Regions from separate parts of the Homo sapiens genome. Here regions 2 and 3 are each linked to region 1. A link is a loop called in an ENCODE intact Hi-C map of the cell type or tissue named here. Cell type or tissue: B cell. All regions are shown on one strand. Region 1 overlaps ARMH3 (armadillo like helical domain containing 3). Region 2 has its middle 17 kb from the start of LBX1. Region 3 has its middle 8.3 kb from the start of HPS6.

Evidence for each region. Hi-C counts contacts between places; a loop is a spot of excess contacts. Peaks named below come from ENCODE experiments on the same cell type or tissue, not always from the same donor. Only the 100,000 strongest peaks of a DNase experiment are listed, where the experiment ranks them.
Region 2: it touches region 1 in a loop (6-fold over the local background); 6 of 110 quality-filtered maps call a loop at or near these places.
Region 3: it touches region 1 in a loop (11-fold over the local background); 22 of 110 quality-filtered maps call a loop at or near these places.

What each region holds. Positions count from the first base shown.
Region 1 is chr10:102,005,040-102,013,039 of GRCh38, reverse strand. It overlaps ARMH3 (armadillo like helical domain containing 3), which reads left to right. Exons shown (of 26, transcript NM_024541.3): 10 at 164-207; 11 at 1,257-1,317; 12 at 3,017-3,063; 13 at 3,591-3,666; 14 at 6,407-6,500. Among named protein-coding and RNA genes, the nearest start is that of ARMH3, 47 kb to the left of the region's middle. RefSeq lists an enhancer at 3,124-3,193. In B cell, CTCF peaks have their summits at 2,815 and 3,015; DNase peaks (open chromatin) are centred at 3,019, 5,039 and 5,669; H3K27ac peaks cover 4,466 bases.
Region 2 is chr10:101,208,912-101,216,911 of GRCh38, reverse strand. No RefSeq gene overlaps it. Among named protein-coding and RNA genes, the nearest start is that of LBX1, 17 kb to the left of the region's middle. RefSeq lists enhancers at 1-224, 2,075-2,124, 2,135-2,204 and a silencer at 1,925-1,974. In B cell, CTCF peaks have their summits at 1,829, 2,041 (motif pointing left) and 3,094 (motif pointing left); DNase peaks (open chromatin) are centred at 291, 1,281, 1,991 and 3,091; H3K4me3 peaks cover 1,822 bases; H3K27me3 peaks cover 7,591 bases.
Region 3 is chr10:102,069,631-102,077,630 of GRCh38, reverse strand. No RefSeq gene overlaps it. Among named protein-coding and RNA genes, the nearest start is that of HPS6, 8.3 kb to the right of the region's middle. In B cell, CTCF peaks have their summits at 4,322 and 4,534 (motif pointing right); a DNase peak (open chromatin) is centred at 4,560.

The sequences.
Region 1 (8,000 bases):
TTTTGATGCTTTGACAGTGCCTCTCAGAATTTCTGTCCTTGTCGCCAACTTTCAGGCAGGACTTCTTGGGCTAATTAGTGTTCTTTCTGACCTTGTTCTAGCATCATCACCAACTCCCAAAGGCTACTGTCTTATTTCACCTGTGCTATCTTTTCCCTTCTAGGGAATGGGACTTGTAATTGCTCAGGCTTTATCTGAGTACAACAGGTAAGTCCACCTTTCCAGAATGGAAGGGGGTCTGATTTTCATTTGAATTGGTTGTTAGAGTTTTGTTAGAGTTCTTGGGTCAAATTCCCTTACCTAGTCTAAGAGTATTCAGATGTACAGCCCCTGGCAGATGTATTTGCTCTAGCTTTGCTTGATGGCCTTAGCAGGGATTGTTTTTAACACCAGGGGAAAAGTAGCCACCAGATTAGTGTCTCTTTAGGCAGTTAGGCACATTCCTTTGCAACTTTTGGTATTTTATTACAGAGCATTTTAACTAGTCTTCCAGCCACAAGTGGGCACTTCCATTTAGTCCAGTGTATCATACAAGTATTTTCCATGTAAAAAAGGTTGTGGAGACTGCTTTTTTGTTATCTTAAAAAATATATAAAAGGAGAAAGTATATTAGGTAGCCCTAGTTTGACAGATGTTTCTTATTTATTGGGAATGAACCTCAACTTCCCAGAGTCCCTGTTTCTCCTGGGGGCTCCCTTCATTGATGCTTGCTTTCCCTTTTGCTGGAAGGATCTGACATTAGTGAATGGAAACCAGAAGTATCCCTAATTCTGGCAAGGGCCAGGCAGGATCTTTCATGCTCCTCTCTAGACTTTTCTCACACACAATTGGGTATCAGAACTTCAAATCTGTCCCATCTCTGCAGAGAGTTTAGTTTACTGATTTCCTTCCTCCTCCTTTAAAAAGAAACAAGATTTTCAGTGTTGTAGCCCTAAAGTAATTTTACTGTCACACTTTTCAAGTAATAGATTGTTTGAGAAGTAACTGGATCAGCTATATGTTAGGGCACTTTTGCAGCCTGCTTTCTAAGTCTAAGTCTCTCCCAAAGTAGCCAGGCATTTTGGTACACACTACCTCAAGAGCAGACAGGTGACTCTTAGCTTGCAGGGATTGTCATGATGCTTGATTGTCATAATGCTTTAGTTTTCTGGAGTCAGAGAATTTTAAGAGTGCTCTGCCCTGATTACCCCAAATGTCAAGGACAAAGACATAATTGATAAACAATCCTAAAGTTGAATTTAGTTCTTTTTGTTTAGGCAGTATAAAGACAAGGAAGAAGAACACCAAAGTGGTTTTTTCTCTGCTTTAACAAATATGGTAAGTCCTGCTTTTTTTTTTTCTCCTGAAAAAAACAGAAACAGTGTGGTCTGCAGGGGTGGACAAATCGGGCTCCGAAGTTCAGATATTTGAAGTGATGGCATGATGACAAGAGAGAGGCTGCTCAGAGCAGATTTTCTTGGGGAGTGTATTTCCTTTACTGAGTTTCTTTCTTTTTTTTTTGAATCCCCACTTTTGATGTACCTTTAGTGAGATTCAAAACCAAGTGAGATGGGGAAAGGAGAGCTTTGGTTTCTCTGGCACTTAGTTTTTCCACATTAATTAATTAATTAATTAATTTTTTAAAGGCTAAAGAAAAGGTACACATTAAGCCAGAATTTGCTTCCTAAAGAGTTGGCTCCGTTTAGGCACTGACCTTGTGGAACACGGTATAGTAGGGTTTGGATCTGAGTGCTCTCCTGAATGCTCCTTTGCTGTCTGCCATGGCTGTTTGATCCTCATAGCTGGTCCTAGGGTTGAGCGATCGTGCAGTAGATCTGTGCCACTCTTCTAATAGCTTAGGGTTTGGGCTTAGAGGTCTGAATTTTAGGGAAGTTATTGGTCCAGCTGGCAAGACTCCAGGGCAAGGTTTCTTGGCATTTGGTACCAGATAATCTGGGACTGATTTTGAAGAGATAAATCTAGGAGATTCTAGAATCTAGGCAGATTCAGAAAGTCTGTCTTTCGGGCATTATTATCCAAGTATTCAGCTCTAGGGCAAGACAATTTTTTGGTTAGTTGCAAGAAGTAGTTGCCCCCTCTCCTCCTCCACTTCTGCAATTCTTTTTCCTCCACTGCTTACGAATTGTTCCTTCTGCCTTCTCAGCCTGTTCTCAGGAAGGGGCCTGATAAACTCTTTAACTCCAAAATGTAAATGAGTGAAGTCTCTCAGGGGCTAGAGAAGTATGAGTTTTGTACTGGTGTTTGATGAAATGAATTAGATACAATTATACTGCTCCCAGATATCTCTGCCTTTCAGTCAAGTTTTCAGAAAGTTTTGTACCAAACACATGAAGCTCTAGGAGCATAGGTTTGTGTATAGTTTCAAGCATAATTAAGGAGGTGGAAGAGGTATTTTTTAGTGGGTGTAGGCATCTTAGTGCTTCTGATATCATACACATTAGAGGCAGCCTACTCCATTTACTTATTCACTTGCTCTGACTAGGACACAAACTAAAGATTTTGTTATCTGAAAAATGGAGAGTGGATCTCATATAGACAGCTTTGGTCTGAAACCTGAATATTGTTCCCAAAGATAGCTTTATGTTGGTTGAAGTCAGCCTGCTTCCTGTGAAGTTTTTCCTAAGTTAGTTTCTGACTTCAAATAAGCAACTTCTAGGAAAGATACAGAGTGATGAAGATGTGTAGGTTAACTGTCAGAGGGACTAAACTTACACACTGAAAAGGAGAGTTGGACAAAAGTACTAGGCTTTTTCTTTAAAGCGAGGTGATTTAGTAGGCAAGATGATTTACTAGGCAAGATGATTTAGTAGGATTCTCATTATTTCATTTATTACTTATGAGTCTTTTAAGATTTTCAAAGTGGGCTGGTTTTGGTGTGTGTGACTTATGGCCTAGAGTTCCAAGTTCTCCCCAGGTGGAAGCAGCTTGTTTTCTTCACTGATAAAAGGCTTCCTAGGCATAAAGCTCCTCTCATATCCTCCTGCTATAAGTTTGCAATTCCCCTTTTCTTCCACAGGTGGGCAGCATGTTCATAGCAGATGCCCATGAGAAAATCTCAGTACAGTAAGTGCCTGACATTCTTGTGCAGTGACTTGGACTTTAGTGTGGGCTGTCCTGCTGGATATGAGAGTGTGCAGTGTTACCTCTTGCTAATCTTTTACAGAATCATACTTTTTTGGTGATTTTCAAATGTTTCATGGGTTTTGAACATTAATGGACCCTTAGAAATTTCTGCTTTTCATATGTATTGAGCGACAATAAGCTGAACAACTGTTGCCAGACTATCTCTGCAATGAAACAAAAGAGGGATGGGTGTCTGAGCCAGTTGAGGACTTAACTGGGTTGAGGTGGAAAAACAGAGGGAAGATAATGAAGTAGATGAGAACTGGTCCTAAGGAATTAAAGTGAAGGCCCTGACTCCTGCCTATACACTTTTGCATACGCCCAAATGGCAAGTAAAGGGGAACTTTAGAAATGCAAAGGAATTGATAATGAGGCGCTGGGGTGCAATCCAATCTTATCTTCATGGTTATACTGTTTTAACTCCCCCCACTATAAAAACTGCTCCAATTTGTTCTCTTTTTCTTTAGAACCAATGAGGCCATTCTTCTGGCACTTTATGAAGCTGTTCATTTAAATCGCAACTTCATCACAGTATTAGCTCAGGTTGGTCACATTAAAAATCCCAGTGTTTTTTTCTCTCTAAATTTCATACCGATTAATTCCATTGAAAAGCCTATCTGGCTGTACTTGTTTAAACCCTGCTTTGCATTGGTAAGTGGTAGTAACAAGGAGTTGAATCAGTTGCCTTTGTTTCCTGCTGTCCTCAAATATGTATGTTTCCATTGGTGCTGAAATGGGTCTAATAACGTGCAAAGTTAGTTTTTTTGGCCAATTTATTGATCCTGTTAACCCAAATGAATTGTCATGACTTCATTTTGCTCACTAGAAATCCCTGGTATTATCCGCTATGTGGATTTTTATATTGGGCTTTCTGCTTTCCACACCACTGTGGAATTACAACTGGAGATAAAATAGGCCAAGCCACTCACCTTATTATCTCACCAATTTCCAGAGGAAAAAAGTAAAAAATATCCTGGCCAGGTTAAGGTTAGCTGTTAACAGATAACGTGGTTTACATACATTGAAAGGAAGTCATAGAATACTGAGCGCTGGGCCCTGCGCTGTGGCTCACGCCTGTAATCCCAGCACTTTGGGAGGCTGAGGTGGGCGGATCACAAGGTCAGGAGATCAAGACCATCCTGGCTAACACGGTGAAACCCTGTCTCTTCTAAAAATAAAAAAAAAATTAAAAAAAAAATAGCTGGGCGTGGTGGCGGACGCCTGTAGTCCCAGCTACTTGGGAGGCTGAGGCAGGAGAATGACGTGAACCCAGGAGGCAGAGCTTGCAGTGAGCCGAAGTCGCGCCATTGCACTCCAGCCTGGGTGACAGAGTGAGACTCTGTCTCAAAAAAAAATAAAATAAAAACAAAACATAACAAAATAAAACAAAATAAAAAAACAAACAAAAATACCCCCAGAATACTGAGCGATGGGTCACATGCCTGAGGGATAGCCACAGTAATTGGCATAGAAGAGGACTAAAGTAGACCAAGAACTCAAGAGCTGTCCATGAAAGCCATTTTAAAAAATTGATAAAGTGTTATTATCTTAAAGCCAGACTGTTTAAAATATGTATGTAGGGTTATTTTAAGGGAAAGTTTGCTTATGCTTTTTCTCAAAGGGTAGATGTATATGGAATCTATTGATTTGAATTTTAACACAAAAATAAGGTCATGCTTAAAAAGCATCATGCTGGTTTGAGATCTGCTTCATAGAACACTTAAGAGTTTTCATGACTGATAACATAGAGACTTTAGTTATTATTTTCACTCGTTTCTTATCTGCTCTCCAAATCCTATAACTGATTGTAAAGGAAGAGGTGAGGAAGGTAAAGTGCTGGTAAAGCTGTTAGGGAAGAAAAGGGAAGTTAAAAACAGCTATCACTCAGCTTAATTCTCAAGAGCTGATGTGGGAGGGATGGCTAAGAAAGGTTAGGGACAGAAGAGTCATCTGTTTTGGTCCCTACTGGGTGTCTCACCATGTCTTTGCCTCCCAATGAAGGCACACACACTTTTGTTTGTTGTGGAACAGGAAGGCCGCCATCTGAATAGCTCTTTTGCTTTTTTTTTTTTTTTTTTTTTTTGGAGATGGTGTCTCGCTCTGTCACCCAGGCTGGAGTGCAGTGGCACGATCTCTGCTCACTGCAAGCTCTGCCTCCCGGGTTCACGCCATTCTCCTGCCTCAGCCTCCCGAGTAGCTGGGACTACAGGTGCCTGCCACCACACCTGGCTAATTTTTTTTTTTTTTTTTTTTTTTTTTTAGTAGAGACAGAGTTTCACTGTGTTAGCCAGGATGGTCTTGATCCCCTGACCTCGTGGTCCATCTGCCTCGGCCTCCCAAAAGTGCTGGGATTACTGGTGTGAGCCACCGCACCCGGCTGAATAGCTCTTTTTATAGTACCTGGTATCCCCTTGACTCATCTACATCTGCTAGTCAATTATTTGGTTATCAGAACAGCCTATTGATGTGTTTTAGGTTGATCTGATGAGATCCCAGGTCTGGATGGGATTGCAAATGTTCTCTGCTCTCTTGTAGAATAATCCTGTATATTTGTTGACCCCAGTTTTTTTTTTTTTTTTTAAATGTCTGTGGTGCCACAGAAAAACTTATGTAATGGGAACCTAGTTGCTTAAGATAAATTAGCACACAGAGCTTATTAGAGATTAGCAAGCATCAGTCGTAATCAAGTACTCATGAGAACGAAATACAGAAGTAGTCCCTTCTCAGCTTTTTTTTTCTTTTTTTTTTTTTTTTTTTGAGATAGAGTCTTGCTGTGTCACCAGGCTGGAGTGCAGTGGCGTGATATCACCTCACTGCAACCTCCGCCTCCTGGGTTCAAGTGATTCTCCTGCCTCAGCCTTCCAAGTAGTTGGGACTACAGGCATGCACCACCATGCCTGGCTAATTTTTTGTATTTTAGTAGAGACGGGGTTTCACCGTGTTGGCCAGGATGGTCTCGATCTCCTGACCTTGTGATCTGCCCAGGCCTCCCTAAGTGCTGGGATTATGGGTGTGATCCACTGTGCCCAGCCTCAGTGAGCTTTCTAATTATGAGACTAGGGGCACAGTGGCATGCATCTGTAGTCCTACGTACACAGGAGGCTGAGGCAGGAGAGTGCTTGAGCCTAGGATTTCGAGACCAGCTTGGACAACATAGCAAGATGCTGTCTCAAAAAAAAAAAATTATAAGGTCCAGAATACCAGTCCTTATTGGTATTAGGCACTTGATACTCAGGGAGAACTGGATTTTCTGTTTTCTTACACATCTGTGTATCTTTTTCAGAGCCATCCAGAAATGGGCTTGGTGACGACCCCTGTCAGTCCTGCTCCTACAACCCCAGTCACACCACTTGGGACCACACCGCCTTCCTCTGATGGTGAGCCCACCACCACTTTGTTTTTCTTGGTTAATATGATCTTAGATCTCTCAGAGTGAGCATAGCTGTGTTCAACAAAGAACCTACGTAGTTGTTAATTTTTCCCACTAAATTGGTCTGTAGTACTATCCTTCAGGCCTCCTAAATTTCCAAAGAAAACTTTGGAAAAAGACAGTCCAGTGATTTTCTCTGTAAAAGAAGCTTACATAACTCTAGCTTTTCCTCCTCAGGGAGTAGTTGTAGAGGCATGGAGTGCTAGACCTGCAAGGTCAGTAATGCCTGTCCTGCCACACTCTCAGAGTCCTTGTGAGGCTCAGATGAGATATTTTGTGAAAAATGTCACCTTGTGATTATAAAGCACTGAAATGAATGTAAAATAGTAATGTTATCTGATGTTACCATTTGATCAATGAGGGAATTAAGGCCAGAGAAATGAAGCAGTTTGCCTAAGATTAGTGAGAGTAGAGACTGAGAACCCAAACATGTAAGCAGGATCTTGTCTATTTTGTTTACTACTAAATGCCTAGCATAGTGCCCAGCATGGTACTTGCTTAATAAATATTTGTTGAATAAATGAATGAGAATGTGAACCTGGCACTCACTCACTGTTATGTGTCTATCAGCCACTCCCAGTTGGAAAGGACAGGCTTTGAGTGTATTATAATTGGGAGTTTGGTGGATACGTAAGATTTATCTCCCTCAAGACAACAACGGTGAAAATTTCCCCTTCATAAATCTTATGGCTGGAACCTAAGAAAAAGGCAACAGAAAAGAAATTATGAATTTTTGCCAAAAATTTTGAGGTCTATTATAGGCTGAGTGTGTTTGGTGGAATATTGTAACCTAAAAACAATCTATGTTAATATTTGATGTTGTAGCTCAAAGATTGACCTTGTTTTGGTAAAGAAGTACAGACAATCCAACTTTGATACTTTCTTTTTGCCTCCCCACTGTTTGTACGTGAAATGACCTTCTTTATTCTTTCTCTCCTTTAAGTTTTCATATACCACCCGTGGCAGTAACATTTCCAGGCAGTATAAACAGTACAGAACTATGACAGGGAGGTGCCATTGTTAGTTATATATATGGTAGCAAATTGGATCTGTTTAGAATTGAAAGCCAAATCCCAAAATATCTTTTTTTTTTTTTTTTTTTTTTTGAGACAGAGTCTTGCTGTCATTTAGGCTAGAGTGTGGTAGTGTGATCTCGGCTCACTGCAACCTCTGCCTCCCAGATTCAGGCGATTCTCATGCCTCAGCCTTCTGAGTAGCTGAGATTACAGGCATGTACCACAATGCCCGGCTAATTTTTGTATGTTTATTTTTATTTATTTATTTGTTTTTGAGACGGAGTCTCGCACTGTTGCCTAGGCTGGAGTGCAGGGGTGCGATCTCAGCTCACCGCAACCTCCACCTCCCAGGTTCAAGTGATTCTCCTGCCTCAGCCTCCCTGGGACTACAGGTGTGTGCCACCATGCCCGGCTAATTTTTTGTATTTTTA
Region 2 (8,000 bases), 800 kb after region 1:
TGCCTTAGAGGACGCTCCTCCTCTGCGAGGAAGGAAAAGACCCACCCCAGCGTATAAATAAAGATCCCGCGTGTCCCGATGGCAACGGCAGGGCGGGTCTCTGGCTGGCAGGAGAGGCCGAAGGTTTCAAAGGCGCGCGCTTGGATGCGGGGCTGGTGTGGAAGTCCGGGACTTCTGGGTCCCTTGGTCTGAGTAAGCGTTTGTGCCTGCCCGTTTCTCAGACTCTAGGTCGTTGCTCGGCTAATCCATCCTGCACTCCTTTTGATAATCATATAATTACATCTGAGCGCTGTGAGTTTACATTTTTTTCCACTCTCAGTTTAAGGAAATAGCCACCAAACGGAAGCCCAATTACACCGAAGCCTCGTCATTCACTTTATTAAGGACCCTGGATATGTTTCCATTTTCGCAGGAAATGAGGTCTGATCAAGCAGCACTAATACCTTGGGCCTCGGGGAGGGGGCGGGGACTCTCAGGGGCTGGCTAGATTCCGCGCGAGGCCGCGCCGCCCGCAGAGCCGAAACTGCCAAGCGGATGGCCCCACCTTGGGGCGGCAGATACCCAACTCTTCACGTCTCCCAATTCCTCCCAGGACCTCGGATTCGTTCTGTCGGGGCCACCCACTGGGCAGACCCACACCTTCCCACATCTCAGCGTGCTAGGCTCGGGGCTACCACACGCTGGCGCGGGTGGGGGGCGGATGGGAGGGCCAGGAGAGTTGAGGGGACTTTGCATTCCCAAAGAGAGACCCAGAGTCCTTTCAAGCTCCACCTACCCCCTTCCCAGGTGTTTGGCAACCTCCGAGGATGCTGCTAAGACCTCCGGAGCCGGGCAAGCAGGCCTGGAACGTCTGGGAGGCATCTTCCGGGGTCCCATGCCCCGCCTCCTTCAGTCTCTGATTCCAGTTTTCCATCGCCCCTTCAATGGGAACGTATCCTTTCCCCGCTGCCACCCTGTGCTTTTGAAGGAGAAGACGGTGGGTCCAGGTCTCACCAAGGAGCTCGGGTCCACCAGGCCTGACCCCGGCGCCGGCGGCTTTTGCCCCTCCTCGGATCTCGAGTTCCCAGACGGCGGCCAGGCAGGATCCATGCCTGCGCGGTGGCAGTGCAGCCACTTGGTCTCTCCAGGTTTTCCTTTCCCTCCACACAGGCCCCCGACTGAATTCAGGGGGTGAGGAGTGGCAGGGATGGTGCCTTTAGGCCAAGCCTCGGGAGAGGGGGATGAGCTGGAGGCAGGACCCCACAAATTTGAGGCATCAGAGTCTCTAATTTGCAAGCGCCGTGGAAGCCAGTCGAGGCCCTATGGATCGGTCCAAGAAAGGCCCCAGGCAGAGAATGGCCCGCGGCGCGGAGGTGTCCGCGAGAAACTAATTCCGATCTGGATAACGGGTCTGAATTAGACACGTTTACAGCCCCATTCCCCTTTCCTCCTGGGCGCTGGGGGGCAGTTCCTCGAAACTTGGGGGCAGATTCCCCAGGAGCAGCTGCTGTGGGTGTCCGAAGGAAGAGCGAGGAAGGGAGCCCCGGGACGCGGGAGTCTACACCCTCTGCCCTCCCAGTCGCAAGCTCAGAGCAGCTGCTCATACACAGACCCGCGTATCCTGGGAGAAAAACAGATGAGCGTGCCCTTGTATGTTTGACTCCTGGGCCAAATGTGGCCTCTAAGACCCCGAATTCTTCTCCTAGCAGCCTCAGAACGGAATCCATAAATTCAGAGAGGCAGGTGTGCCGACGACAGTCTCCCACCCCTCCAGGTCCTGGGGAAGGCCGGGGGATGCCTCCTCTCTCCCTCGCAGCGCCTGCCACGCTTTTGCCCCCCTCTTCACCTCGCCCCTTTTAAGCCTCCGGAGAACGATGGCTGCCCAATGGCCCCATGTACCCAGGCCATCCCGCTGTTTCAGGGAGGATCCTAGGGTCCAGGCTCTTTCTTCCTGCAGCCCTCTCGGGTCTCCAAGCCCGCCCCCTCTTGAGCACAGGTGTTCGAAAGGCCCCGCTTCTCTGTGACGCGGGCTTCGAGCGCCACCTAGCGGTACTTGACGCTCAGCAGCAGTGCCCGCCCTTAAGCCACCCCTTTCCCCACCCATCCGGAGCCCGGATAGCCATCCTGACGCGGTCCCACTCCCAAACTACAAGCTCCTGAGTGAACACGCTTCACCCCCACTTTATTATTATTATTATTATTACTATTATTGAGACTGTATCGCCCAGACTGGAGTGCAATGGCGCTATTTCGGCTCACTGCAGTCTCCACCTCCCAGGCTCAAGCGATCCTCCCATCTCAGCCTCCTGAGTAGCTGGTACTACTCAGACGCGCACCACTACGCTTGGCTATTTTTTTTTAACTTTTAGTATAGACGAGGTCTCACTATATAGCTCAGGCTGGTCTTGAACTCCTGGGCTCAAGCGATCCTCCCACCTCGGCCTCCCAAAATGCTGGGATTACGGGCGTGAGCCACCGTGCCCGGACTTCTTTTTAAAAATAGAGACAGGGGTCTCTGTCTGTCACTCTGACTCAGGCTGGAGTCCAGTGACATGATCATAACTCACGGCCTCCCAAAGCTGCCGCATTACAGGTGTGAGCTACCGCGCCCGACCTCTCACCCTCACTTCTTGGAACGGAGCCTTTAGTAGAGGGCCGCAAGGAATTGCAGGGGTGTGGCTAGGGGACTCTCACTTGGACCCGGCAGATGTGCGGGACACTGTTTCAGGGTTTGGGTTTGGCGTGGGGTTGAGGAAGGGACCACCCCATGTCTCTGCTGGCGGGGAGCAAAAAAAAAAAGGGGGGGTTCTCTGGCCGTGTGCGGTGGCTCACGCCTGTAATCCCAGGAGGCAGAGGTTGCAGTGAGCCGAGATCGCGCCACACTGCATTCCAGCCTGGCGGCAGAGTGACACTCCGTCTCAAAAAAAAAAGGGGGGGGGGTCTACTTATGAGCCCCTCTCATCCCTATTCCTACCCGAGCCCGGCCCCCAGCTCAATCCCCGGTACACTGCGGGCAAAGATCAGAACACTGCGGAAAAAAATCAGAACTTTCTCGGCTCGCAAAGTTCCGGTCCTCGCACCCTCCGCGGCATGGGAAAGGTTAGGTAGGAGCGCCCTCTGCCGTCTGTTATTTGGCACTGCGGCGGGCTGCGGGGCTGGAGGCAGCGAAATTCCTCTAACTGGCTCGCGGTCATCTCAGCTACCCTCCTGCCTATAGGGAGGAAGTCCCTTTCCCAAAGGCGCACAAGGGTTCCTCCGATCTTCATGGGATTGCACAGGGAAGGGAGACTCAGTGTTGCTGAGTTCCACCCGCACTGTGAGTTCTGTGCTAATCTTACCTCTTTCCCTCCTGCTGTGGGGTCAGCTTCCTCCCAGCTGATAGGATACCTGGGAGGTTAGAAATTTCTTCCCCTGCACCACAGTATATACATCATATTTCACAGCATAAATATATACAATGTTTACTTGTCACTTAAAAGTAACAATGCAGAAATTGCCGGTCGCGGTGGCTTATGCTTGTAATCCCAGCACTTTGGGAGGCCGAGGAGGGTGGATCACCTGAGGTCAGGAGTTCGAGACCAGCCTGGCCAAAATGGTGAAACCCTGTCTCTACTAAAAATACAAAAATTAGCCGGACGTGGTGGTGGGCGCCTGTAATTCCAGCTCCTCGGGAGGCTGAGGCAGGAGAATCACTTGAATCAGGAAGGCAGAGGTTGCAGTGAGCTGAGATCATGCCATTGCACTCCAGCCTGCGTGACAAGAGCAAAACTCCGTCTCAAAAAAATAAATACATAGGCCAGGCACAGTGGCTCATGCTTGTAATCCCAGCACTTTGAGAGGCTGAGACCGGCAGATCACCTGAGGTCAGGAGTTCGAGACCAGCCTGGCTAACAAGGAGAAATTGCCTCTACTAAAAATACGAAAATTAGCTGGGTGTGGTGGCGCATGCCTGTAGTCCCAGCTCCTCTGGAGGCTGAGGCAGGAAGATCACTCAAATCTGGGAGGCAAAGGTTGCAGTGAGCCGAGATCACGCCACTGCACTCCAGCCTGGGTGACGGCGTAAGATGCTGTCTCTAAATAAATAAATAAATAAATAAATGTAACAATGCATAAATAAAAATAAATTTCTTTCTCTACAGTGTGATCATCAGGCCTGACGGACGGGCCACGTTCCCCAGCTAGCACACTGCAGATGGAAAGGTCAGGGGAAGAGTGAGTGCCAACCCAGGCTCAGTCCATGGGTCTTGCGCGAATTGTTCAGAGTAGATAAAAAGTGGTAAGAGGTGGCGACAGCCCTGCCTGGCACTTCTAGAAGGGCCAGAGATCCCTGAGCTTCTGGTGACATCCTGGCAGAAAACCTAATAGGTAGTGAGTGCAGCAGGAAGTTCTATGCCCCATGAGGGCCCTCACATGCCTGACATACACATGTACTGACTCTGTGGTGCACCAAACACTCCCTTACACAGGCTCAGGCTGCCACCATGTCTTGACACTGAACTCCTGACCCTGCAGAGCCACACTCACCCAAGACCCACTCCTGAGACCTGCTCCCACCCAACTGCAGGACCTTCTCCAGCCCTGAACGTTTAGGAGAAGCAAGGATCAGAGTGGGAAGAACCCCTGGGCAGGTGTGGGAGGAGGCAGTCTGTTAAGGTCGCTTTAGGTCTTTGTCCTCGATTTTGAGACTGTCCTTAGAGAAAGGGGAGTACTGTGTCTTACTGTGTGACAGGAGGGGTACTGGGCTTCAAAAGTCCCTTGCGACCTGAGATCTGGTGACAGCCTTTCATTCGAGGCAATGCTCTGTGATTGTTTATAAGTCTCCCAGAACTCTGTCCCCAATCCCCTCTTGCCCACCTGCCATGTCCAGAGAGCGGGAATCCCCCCTAGACACAGATTAGCCACAAGTATTGGGAATTTCCACTTACTGTAAGTAGCAGGAAAATGAGAATCCTGAGCCCCAAGCCTTAGGTGGGGAAAGAGGTGAAGGAGATCCTCTGTCCCCCTTCCATCTGTTTCCATCCTTTTTCTCTTGGGGTCTTAAGTAGTTTTCCCTGGCAGAGTGTCCTCCCAGAATGGACATCTTGGGGTCCCTGGAGTCACTGCACTAGAGCCAGGATACCTCGTGTCCCTCTTCCCTTCCCCCAGGATGGGAGGGCAGCAAGGGAGAGCTGTTGATGGGCCCGGCTGGCTAGTCTGAGCTTGAAAACACAGATTTCAGGTCCTCACTTCATAGCCACTGAAATAGAATCAGTGGGGCCTGAGAATCTTCCCTTTATGAAGCAGCCTACTCCTTCTTTCTCCTTCTTTCCCTTTCCCAGACTCTTCTGGGAGAACTGCAGAATCTCTCCCCTTCCCATCTACTCCTCCCCAGCGTGACTTCCAAATGAGGAAATCCACCTGATATGTGGGATCAGATATCCTGGGCTTAAGTCTGTAACTTCCTAGCTGTGGGACTTTGGCAAGTCACTTCATCTCTCGAAGCCTCAGTTTCATCATCTGTGAGTTGACCATAATATTCCCTGTCTCAGGGGGGTGCACTCAGGGTCAGATGAGCTAATGTCTTCACAGGGTGCTTTGCAAAAGGCACATTTTAGTCCAAATGCTGGTGACTATTCAAGAATTTCAGTGCCAGATGTAGAGGTGTTGGTAAGCCCAGGGAAACCTTCTCCTGGCCTGAGCAGTGAGCTCTGGAGACAGAAGGGGGAATGATCCCGAGATTGGAGTCCAGGCAGGGCAGTCCCCTCCCTCAGAGAGCTCATCCTTGTGGGCATGTGAGGGTCTCTTATTTGCAGCTCCCCAGGGCTCCACACTGAGTGGGCTTTTCTTCCCAGCTCACCTTTCCCACCAAAGATATGTAACTGATCTCTGTGGGGGGAAGAAAGAAGGAAAATACCCATGCCAATTACCTTCTTCAAAAAGAAATTGGGGCCAGGCACAGTAGCTTATGCCTGTAATCCCAGCACTTTGGGAGGCTGAGGCGGGTGGATCACCTGAGGTCAGGCGTTCGAGACCAGCCTGGCCAACATGGTGAAACCCCGTCTCAACTAAAAATACAAAAATTAGCCGGGCATGGTGGTGGGCACCTGTAATCCCAGCTACTCGGGAGGCTGAAGCAGGAGAATTGCTTGAACTTGGGAGACGGAGGTTGCAGTGAGCTGAGATTGTGCTACTGCACTCCAGCCTGGGTGACAAGAGGGAAACTCTGTCTCAAAAAAAAAAAAATTGGGCTTACTTAATATCAGTTTCAGTCACTGAGAAACTCACATCAAGTTCTGGGGAACGTGTTAAAAATACACAGGCTGAGCTGTAGTACATTTCTGTCATGGTCTCCAGCTATTGGGATTTCTTTGTCCCTGGGGGTGAGACCTACTGCCTTGGAATACCTAGCGTTACTGATCATAAGCAGACAGTGAGGCCTCCCAGAATAGCCCTCCCAGAGATGCCCCCTCCACATCCCTGGTTTTCTTCCAAAGATGGGGCAGGGAGCAGTGAGCTGGGCAGACTATGGGGACAATAAGCTAGAGTGACATGGACTTAGAATGACAGGAGATAGGTCTAATAGAAAGAGCAGGGCTTTGAACTGTGGGGCAGGGGAGCAAAGCACGGGTCTCACTCCTTCTAGCTGTTCCTCAGCCTCGCTAAGCCAGTTTCCTCATCTGTAAAGGCGGGTGATACTAAGACCGGTTCCATCTCCCACGGTGGTTATGAGCAGCCACTACTTCCACAGACAGAGCTGCATTTTTGCAAACATATAGATGTGTGCATATATGTGTAGAAATAAGAACAGAGCATGTGTCCTATTCTGAAATTCACTTTTTTCACTTAATAACATTTCTTGGTTACTTTACCAGGCCCTTTTTCCATGGCGATAGCTTGTAAACCGCAAAACTATTGAAATGTTAGTTAATTTAAAGAACTCAGAGAAAACACTACCCTTTGGAGACGAAGGGCTGTTTTCTCATTGGGGTGTAGTGTGTGTGTACCCATGTCTTTGTGTTGCTAGGTTGGAGGAAAGGGAGGGCTTGTGAGTGTGCATGGTACTTCAGCAGCTGGAGACCCAAGTGGGATGAAGACTTTTCTGATTTTTAGGAATATAGAGTCTGGAGTGAAAACAAATTGAACCAATTAGGAAACTTCATCCCCTAGGGAGCCCTCTCAGAAGCCTCCCAGGAGCCTGCCTGCTTGGTTACTGGCCCTAGGGGGAGTGTGGAGAGGGGGAGACCTATGTTTGCCTCTGGGGTGACACAGAGGGTATGTTAAGGTATATTTAAGCTGCTGTGACAAAGAGGTCCCCCAATACATAGACTAACAGGGATAGGTGTCTATTCTTTTTCACATAACAGTTCAGTGTATAGATCTCTGTTCTATATGTTGTCATCACTAAAAGCATGGACTCTGGAACCTGGTTGCCTGGAATCAAATCTTGCCCTTGGTGACCTTATAGCAATTACTCAACCTGTGTCTCAGGTTCCTTACCTGTAAACTTGGTTGGACTTCATAGGATTATTGTGAGGATTAAGTGAGTTAGGACCCTCCAAAATTATTTATTGAGCACCTACTACAGTCAGTCATAGTCAGTCATTGTTTGGGGCTCATGGTAACTCCCACTGGTGGGCTCAAAGTGGCTGCTCTAGCTTCTGCCATCATGTCTGCCTCCCACTCAGTGGGAAGAAGGAAAGGGCAAAGGGAGCACACACCCATTCCTTTAAGGTCATAACCCAGAAGTGGCATACATCTGACCTCGTCCTAACCATCAATCAGAATTTGGTTGTATTGACTCAATAAGCTGCAAGGGAGGCTGGGGAGTGTAAACTTTAGTCATGTGATCATGTGCCCAACCAAAACTCAGGCATACTAACAAAACAAGGAAGGAATGGATACTGGTGGGAAATTAGCAGTTTCTTCTCTCTTCCCCGGGGCAGCTGCATCATTCTCATATACAATTGTTATGAGCCAAAGGGGGCTGTCTGCTCAATGTGCCAGGTTTTGAGAAAAGAAAGGCTTTTATTGCAAGTTGACTC
Region 3 (8,000 bases), 65 kb before region 1:
ACCCCTTAAGGAAATATTTCTAGGAGAGCCACAAAGACTAAAGAATCTCAGTCCAAGGAGGTCTTAGTAGGGCTGACCTCCAATCTCCCTTTTCCTATAATCAGTCCCATGGAGTTGGGGTTAGAGAAAATTGCGATATTATCAGGGGACCCGTAGTCTCTCTATGGTACCCCAAAAATAGTGAACAAGAAGGCACAGATGTTGTAGTAGGTATGGGATGGGGGTATCTTCTGAGCTCCAGATCCCACTTTTACATTACCATCCCATTTCTACCATCTGCCCCCATCATTGTGAATACGCAGCTGGAAGACATTGGGATGTCAACAGAATTGATGAAACAGAAGATTTGCTGAATTCAAATTTTAAGAAATTTGGCCAGGCATGGTGGCTCACTCCTGTAATCCCAGCACTTTGGGAGGCCAAGGCAGAAGGATCACAAGGTCATGAGATGGAGACCATCTTGGCCAACATGGTGAAACCCCATCCATACTAAAATACAAAAAAAATTAGCGGGTATGGTGGCACACACCTGTAGTTCCAGCTACTCGGGAGGCTGAGGCAGGGGAATTGCTTGAACCCAGGAGGTGGAGGTTGCAGTGAGCCAAGATCACGCCACTGCACTCCAGCCTGGTGACAAAGCGAGGCTCCATATCATTTAAAAAAAAAAAAATTGGGGCCAGATGTGGTGGCTCATCCCTGTAATTCCAGCACTTTGGGAGGCCAAGGAGGGTGGATCACCCGAGGTAAGGAGTTCGAGACCAGCCTCGCCAACATAGAGAAACCCTGTCTCTACTAAAAATACAAAAATTAGCCAGGCGTGGTGGCTGCGCGCCTGTAATCCCAGCTACTTTGGAGGCTGAGGCAGGAGAATCACTTGAACCCGGGAGGCGGAGGTTGCAGTGAGCTGAGATCGCGCCACTGCACTCTAGCCTGAGTGACAGCAAGATTCCATCTCAAAAAAAAAAAAAAAAAGAAATTTGGTGTACTGATAGACTCTGTGGATTTGACTATTAATATGCACAAGTTCAGAATCCATCCCTTTGAGAGACAGGGATATGAGCACTGACCTGGGATAGATGTGAGGAAAGAAAAGGGGTGACCAGGGCTTGACAGGGTATGATGGGCAACTGAAGCTGGGCGACAGAGCTGGGAGGCACAGGGCAGACTTGCAACTGACTGAGATCTGCTGCTCTTTTGTTTTCTTTTTCTTTTCTTTTTTTATTTTTATTTTTATTTTATTTTTTGAGATGGAGTCTCATTCTGTTGCCCATGCTGGAGTGCAGTTGTATAGTCTCTGGTCACTGCAACCTCTCATTCCAGGTTCAAGCGATTCTCCTACCTCAGCCTCCCAAGTAGTTGGGATTACAGGCACATGCCACCACGCCCAGCTAATTTTTGTATTTTTAGTAGAGATGGGGTTTCACCGTGTTGGCCAGGATGGTGTCGATCTCCTGACCTTGTGATCCCCCCGCCTCGGCCTCTCAAAGTGCTGGGATTACAGGCATGAGCCACCACTCCCGGCCAGCCTTTTTTTTTTTAATAGATGAGGTCTTGCTCTATCACTCAGGCTGAGTAGCAAGATCATAGCTCTCTGCAGCCTCAAACTCCTGGGCTCAAGTGATCCTCCTGCCTTAGCCTCTTGGTAGCTAGGATTACACTGCTCCCAGACCTTTTGTTTTATTGATGACTCCTCAGCTGTCCCCTGCCTCCTTGACCCCTTGGAGCTTAGATTCCAAAACACTATTCAGAAGAGAAAAATGGATGGACCTCAAGTTCTCTTCTGGTGTTCCCTCATGCCAAGCACTGAGGTCTCTACCCCTTGTGGGTCTGACTGCTGATATTAAGGGGATGATGAACAGGCTAACAGAGTGAGAAACATGGGATCAAGAGCCCATTCCCAGCTCCAGTTAGATTTGCCATGAAAACAAAACCACAACCCTTCAACGTTTTCTGGGGCCACCTGGGAAGGTGCTGCATTCTACAAAGAGAAACTCTATCATTTATTAGAGAAGCCACAGAGGTTTAGGAAATCCAGTGTTCCCTCCCTCCTTTCCTCCCTCCCTCTCTCTCTCTCTCTCTCTTTCTGACAAGGTCCTGCTCTGTCACCCAGGCTGCAGTGGCATGATCTCGATTCAGTGCAGCCTCAACCTGCCAGGCCCAAGTGATCCTCCTACCTCAACCTCCCGAGTAGCTGGGACTACAGGTGCATACCACCATGCCTGGCTGATTTTTTGTATTTTTTATGGAGACGGGGGTCTTACTATGTTTCCCAGCTGGTCTTGAACTCCTGACCTCAAGCGATCCACCCACCTCGGCCTCCCAAAGTGTTAGGATTACAGGCGTGAGCCACCATGCCTGATCCTCGCTCTCTTTCTGACTCCCCTTTTCTGGTTTGATGCTTCCTGGCTATCCACTTCCAACCTTCCACTTTGGAGCCATTTCCATCTCTTCTTCCCAAGCAACTCTTTTTTTTTTTTTTGAGATGGAGTCTCGCTCTGTCGCCCAGACTGGAGTGCAGTGGCACGATCTCGGCTCACTGCAGGCTCCGCCTCCTGGGTTCAGGCCATTCTTCTGCCTCAGCCTCCCAAGTAGCTGGGACTACAGGCGCCCACCAACACGCCTGGCTAATTTTTGTATTTTTAGTAGAGATGGGGTTTCACCGTGTTAGCCAGGATGGTCTCCATCTCCTGACCTCATGATCCACCTGCCTCGGCCTCCCAAAGTGCTGGGATTACAGGTGTGAGCCACCACGCCTGGCTGCAATCCTTTCTTTATTCCCAGAAAAGCCACATTATGTCCTTCCCTTTCCCAATATTCACAGGGGAGACCTACTCACTAGGGAATTCACTATGGTCTGACCAGTATGGTGGAGGGAAGAAGTGGTTGCTGATGTGTCCCTCCCCACTCCTTAGGCTCCCTGTAAATTCCATACCCCACACTGACCCTCCACTATCCCAAAGAAGCTATGAGAACAACGAGCTTATCTAGTCAGTCATAAGCAGTCACTTGATTTCCCATCTGGACAACTATCTCAGTGATACCTAGATCAGCATCCCCCCTGCCCTGTCCTAGGACCTGGCCTAGGATCTCTGTGTCCCCCTGACCCAATACCTCCCCTCAGTCTACCCTTCCTTCCCTTTCTCTACTGTGGCTCCCAATAGCCTTCCCACCCCAGCAACAGGGCTCTGTAGGAAAGGCCTGCCCCTCAATTCTGAGGCTCCGGGCTGTTCCTAGAGCTTGCCTGGGGCTGTTAGGGATAAGGGCAATGCCCACCTTCCCTACTTTTCTCCAGAATAAAACAAAAATAATAGAATTTGAGATGACTGCATATCACCTTGGAATCCAAATGGCTGCCAAAGCCTGAGGACCTGAAATCTATGTAAAGCCTGAACAGTTTGCTCCTCCAGGGCCTCCAGGAGGCCCAGGATGAGATGGGTCTTCCACTTTCTTGGTGGAGGTCACCATTCCCCTTTCCTCAGCCAATCACAGCTCCTTCCCTTTTCCTCTATTCTCTAGATAATGGAAACTTCTGGAAGACCAGATCTAGCTCAGCTGCCCCATTGGCTTTATGCATTGGCCATAATTCTGGTGACAGGCCCCAAAGGACCTTCTCTCTGTGCCTTCCTTCATCCTCCCAGCATTCATACCTGAGAGCCTCCTCTGCTCCCCAGAGTGAGCAAATGTCCCTGTTTCTCCCTCCTAGGCCCCTCTCCCCATGCCCATCTGTTGTCTCTCCTTTTCATTCTCTGCATCCAGTCCAGCCCCATCTTCTTCCTCATCTCTCTGATTCTGTCTCTCCTCGCCTTTGTTCTTGCTCCTGTCCTGTCTTGCTCTTGTGCAGAGACCTTCAGAGCCAGGCCCAGGCCCTCTGTTTGGGAATTACAGGAGAAAGCACTCTAAGTCTTCTATCCACCACTGGGAGTGACCCTAGGCACTCAGTCCTGACCTCACAGCCCGATTCATTCTCTCTCCCCACCTGAATTTTTATTTAAAGCAGAAATGGGAACCCATGCAGTAATAGTGTAAGCAAAGCTTATAATTCTCATGGTCTGTGAGCCCTGAAATTGTGATTCTGGAAAATATTTTTATTGGGGGGGCTCACCTCTATTTCACATTTCGTGCATTAAGTGAGACTTTATTTATTTTGAAAAAGTCCCAGCATCTTCCTGTACTTCAAATTCATATAAAATGTGAACTTGCTATGCCCTCCCAGGAAACTCTGCTGTGTGCCCTCAACTTCCTCCCCAGTTGGACCAAATTATCTAAGTCAGGTTGGTAGCTGGAATAGACTTCCAATCCTGGAGACGAAGAATCCTGCCAGCCCAGGTCCCCTTTCTTCTGGGTGATAACCATCCTAGTACAAGTCCAGGGCCCTTTCCCTTCTCCATAATTCTGTTCCTTGAATCTCTCCTTCCCTCTTCTCCTCTCTTGCTCTAAGAGAAGCTCCATTTACTACATCCAGAGGCTTCCTCAGTTCTTAGTTAAAAATGGGCAAGTGTGCATGTTTGAGGGCAATGGGTGGAGTTGGCAGTGACAAGAGTAACCACCAGGGGGAGCCTGTGCCTAAGAAGAGACTGAGGTGGCATAGTGGAGCCACTCAGGACTTTTTCCCCTTCATTCTGGGGCAGTAAGGCTGCCAAGCATTCCAGCCCAGGGTGGCTCCTTATAGACCTGGGAATCTAGAGCTCCTTCCTCCCCCCTTTCTGGCTCTCCTCTTTTCCTGATTACCCGGGTCAGTGTGAACCAAACTGCTACATCTACACAATGTGAACACTTCCTAAGGACAGGTTAGGAAGAACATGGCCCCTGGAGGGCCTTATTATTTATTTATTTATTTATTTATTTAGACAGGGTCTCACTCTATTACTGGAGTGCAGTAGTGTGATCACAGCTCACTGCAGCCTGGACCTCCTGGGCTCAAGCAATCCTCCCACCTCAACCTCCCGAGAAGCTGGGACGACAGGCGTGTGCCACCATACCTGGCTAATTTTTTTGTTTTTTTGTAGAGACAGGATTTTGCCATGTTGCCCAGGCTGGTTTTGAACTCCTGGGCTCAATCTATTTGCCTGCCTCAGCCTCCCAAAGTGCTGGGATTATAGGCGTGAGCCACAGTGCCCAGCCTGGATGGCCATATTCAACGTAGGGATCGATCTTCCAGACCTTTGACCTCAACCCACAATTTCCACTAGCCCCTGTCACCAGTCTCTTCCTTGGAACCTCATTGACTCAGGCTTTCCTATCCCTTCTCAAACTCTCCTGGTTTGGGGATCGGGGGCACTGGGTAGTACCAGTTATGTCCATTGCTTTCACCTCCACCTCAACTCCCAAGATGGTCCGAGCTCAGTGGCTTCTTCACCCCTGCCACTGTCCTTGGTGGCTAGGTTCTGCCTTCAGATCCACCTGACTTACTGCCATCAATTTCAGGGCTGGATCAACCAAAGAGTCAGTCTGGCTTATGAAAAGAAAGGAAGAGAGCCAGAGAATCTCTACAGGCCAGAGCTTAATCCCTTCTTTTCACCCCAGGTCATAGGGCCTTGTCAGTTCCTGCATTCACAATAATAATTAGGCTGGTCGCAGTGGCTCACACCTGTAATCCCAGCACTCTGGGAGGCCGAGGCAGGCAGATCACCTGAGGTCAGGAGTTCGAGACCAGCCTGACCAACATGGAGAAACCCCGTCTCTACTAAAAATACAAAATTAGCCAGGCATGGTTGTGCATGAGTGTAATCCCAGCTACTTGGGAGGCTGAGGCAGGAGAATCGCTTGAACCCGGGAGGCAGAGGTTGCGACGAGCCAAGATCACACCATTGCCCTCCAGCCTGGGTAACAAAAGCAAAACTCTGTCTCAAAAATAATAATAATAACAATAATAATTAAACCTACTATGAACCTGGCACTGTGATACATGCTGAGGATACCAAAATACAAATAACCATGGTCTGTGTCTTCAAGGGACTTGTATACTAATCAGGGAAATGAACAAATAACTAGGCAATCACAGTATAAAAAAAGAGAAGACTGGAAGAGAAGACTGGAGAGGCAGGGCCAGACACAAAGGAAGGGATGGCTTTCTTAGGAGTTTGGCCTTTACCCTGAATGTTGGGGTAGGTGATGAACTTGATCAGATTTGCTGTAGTATACAATACTCTCGGTAACCAAGGTTAGATTTGAGGAGACAGGGATGCCAATTAGAAAGCCAGTATAGGCCGGGTGCGGTGGCTCACGCCTGTAATCCCAGCACTTTGGGAGGCCAAGGCGGGCGGATCACAAGGTCAGGAGTTCAAGACCAGCCTGGGCAACATAGTGAAAATCCATCTCTACTAAAAATACAAAGATTAACCGGGCATGGTGGTGCACGTCTGTAGTCCCAGCTACTCGGAAGGAAGGAGAATCGCTTGAACCCGGGAGGCGGAGGTTGCAGTGAGCTAAGATTGCGCCATTGCACTCCAGCCTGGGTGACAGAGCAAGACTCCATCCCCTCCCCCCAAAAAAAAAAAAAGAAAAGAAAAGAAAGGCCGGGCGCAGTGGCTCATGCCTGTAATCCCAGCACTTTGGGAGGCCAGGGTGGGCGGATCACGAGGTCAGGAGATCCAGACCACCCTGGCTAACATGTGAAACCCCATCTCTACTAAAAATACAAAATAAAATAAAATAAAATAAAAAGCCAGAGTGATGGCAGGCACCTGTGGTCCTAGCTACTCAGGAGGCTGAGGTAGGAGAATGGTGTGAACCTGGGAGGCGGAGCTTGCAGTGAGGTGAGATAGCGCCACTGCACTCCAGCCTGGGAGACAGAGCGAGACTCTGTCTCAAAAAAAAAAAAAAAAAAAAAAAATTAAAAAAAGAAAGAAAAAGGGAGGCTTGGGTCCCTGAGGCCACATAGGCAGTTGAAGGAGCCTTGCGCCCTGCTTCCTCGCCTTCACCCAGGATGCTTGCTGGGACTACTGTGCAGTACTCCTTGTGCCTAGCTTTACTGCCATGTGAACCTGAGAGAGCTCCTGAGGTGAGGCACACCTATGGAAATGCTCCTGCCCACTGGCTTAGGATCCTCCCCTCACCTTCCCAGGGACTTCAGACCCCCCTACTCCAGTCCTGCCTGTGGACCTTGGATCTGAGACCTTGTTCACCACTCAAAACCTTCAGCAGCTGGGTGCGGTGGCATGTTCCTAAAATCCCAGCTACTTGAGAGGCTGAGGTAGGAGGAGTGCTCGAGTCCAGGGGTTCAAGTCCAGCCTGGGCAACATAGCAAGAAATTGTCTCAAAAAAAAGAAAAGAAAAAAGGCAACCAAGCCAGGCATAGTGGCCTGTGTCTGTAGTTCCAGCTACTTAGGAGGCTGAGGCAGGAGGATGGCTTGAGCCCATAAGCCATTGCACTCCAGGCTGGGCAACATAGCAAGATCCTGTCTCTTAAAAACAGAAGCAAAAAGCTGGGCATGGTGGCTCATGCCTGTAATCCCAGCACTTTGGGAGGCCAAGGTGGACGGATCACCTGAGGTCAGGAGTTCGAGAGCAGCCTGACCAACATGGAGAAACCCCATCTCTACCAAAAATACAAAATTAGCTGGGTGTGGTGGTGCATGCCTGTAATCCCAGCTACTCAGGAGGCTGAGGCAGGAGAATCGCTTGAACCCGGGAGGTGGAGATTGTGGTGAGTCAAGATCGCACCATTGCACTCCAGCCTGGACAAGAGTGAAGCTTCGTCTCAAAAAAAAAAAATAGAATTAAATTAAATAAATAAATAAATAAATAAGAAACCCATCAATGCCAGAACTTACCCCTTTCTCAGGTACTCAAGGCCAAGGACTTTGGCTTAAGATCTCCACCCTCCTATTCAGAGACCTCTGTCTGATAACCCTCTCAGGAACTCCATTAAAACTCAGTCACACGGTGATCCCTGTGCTGTTTCCAAAGTCCTGCATCCCTGAGCTGTCTTCCAAAGTCCTGAGATGCAGCTGGGATCACTTGCACCCTCCACATTGAAAGGAAGGATAAGGCTAGTGTGA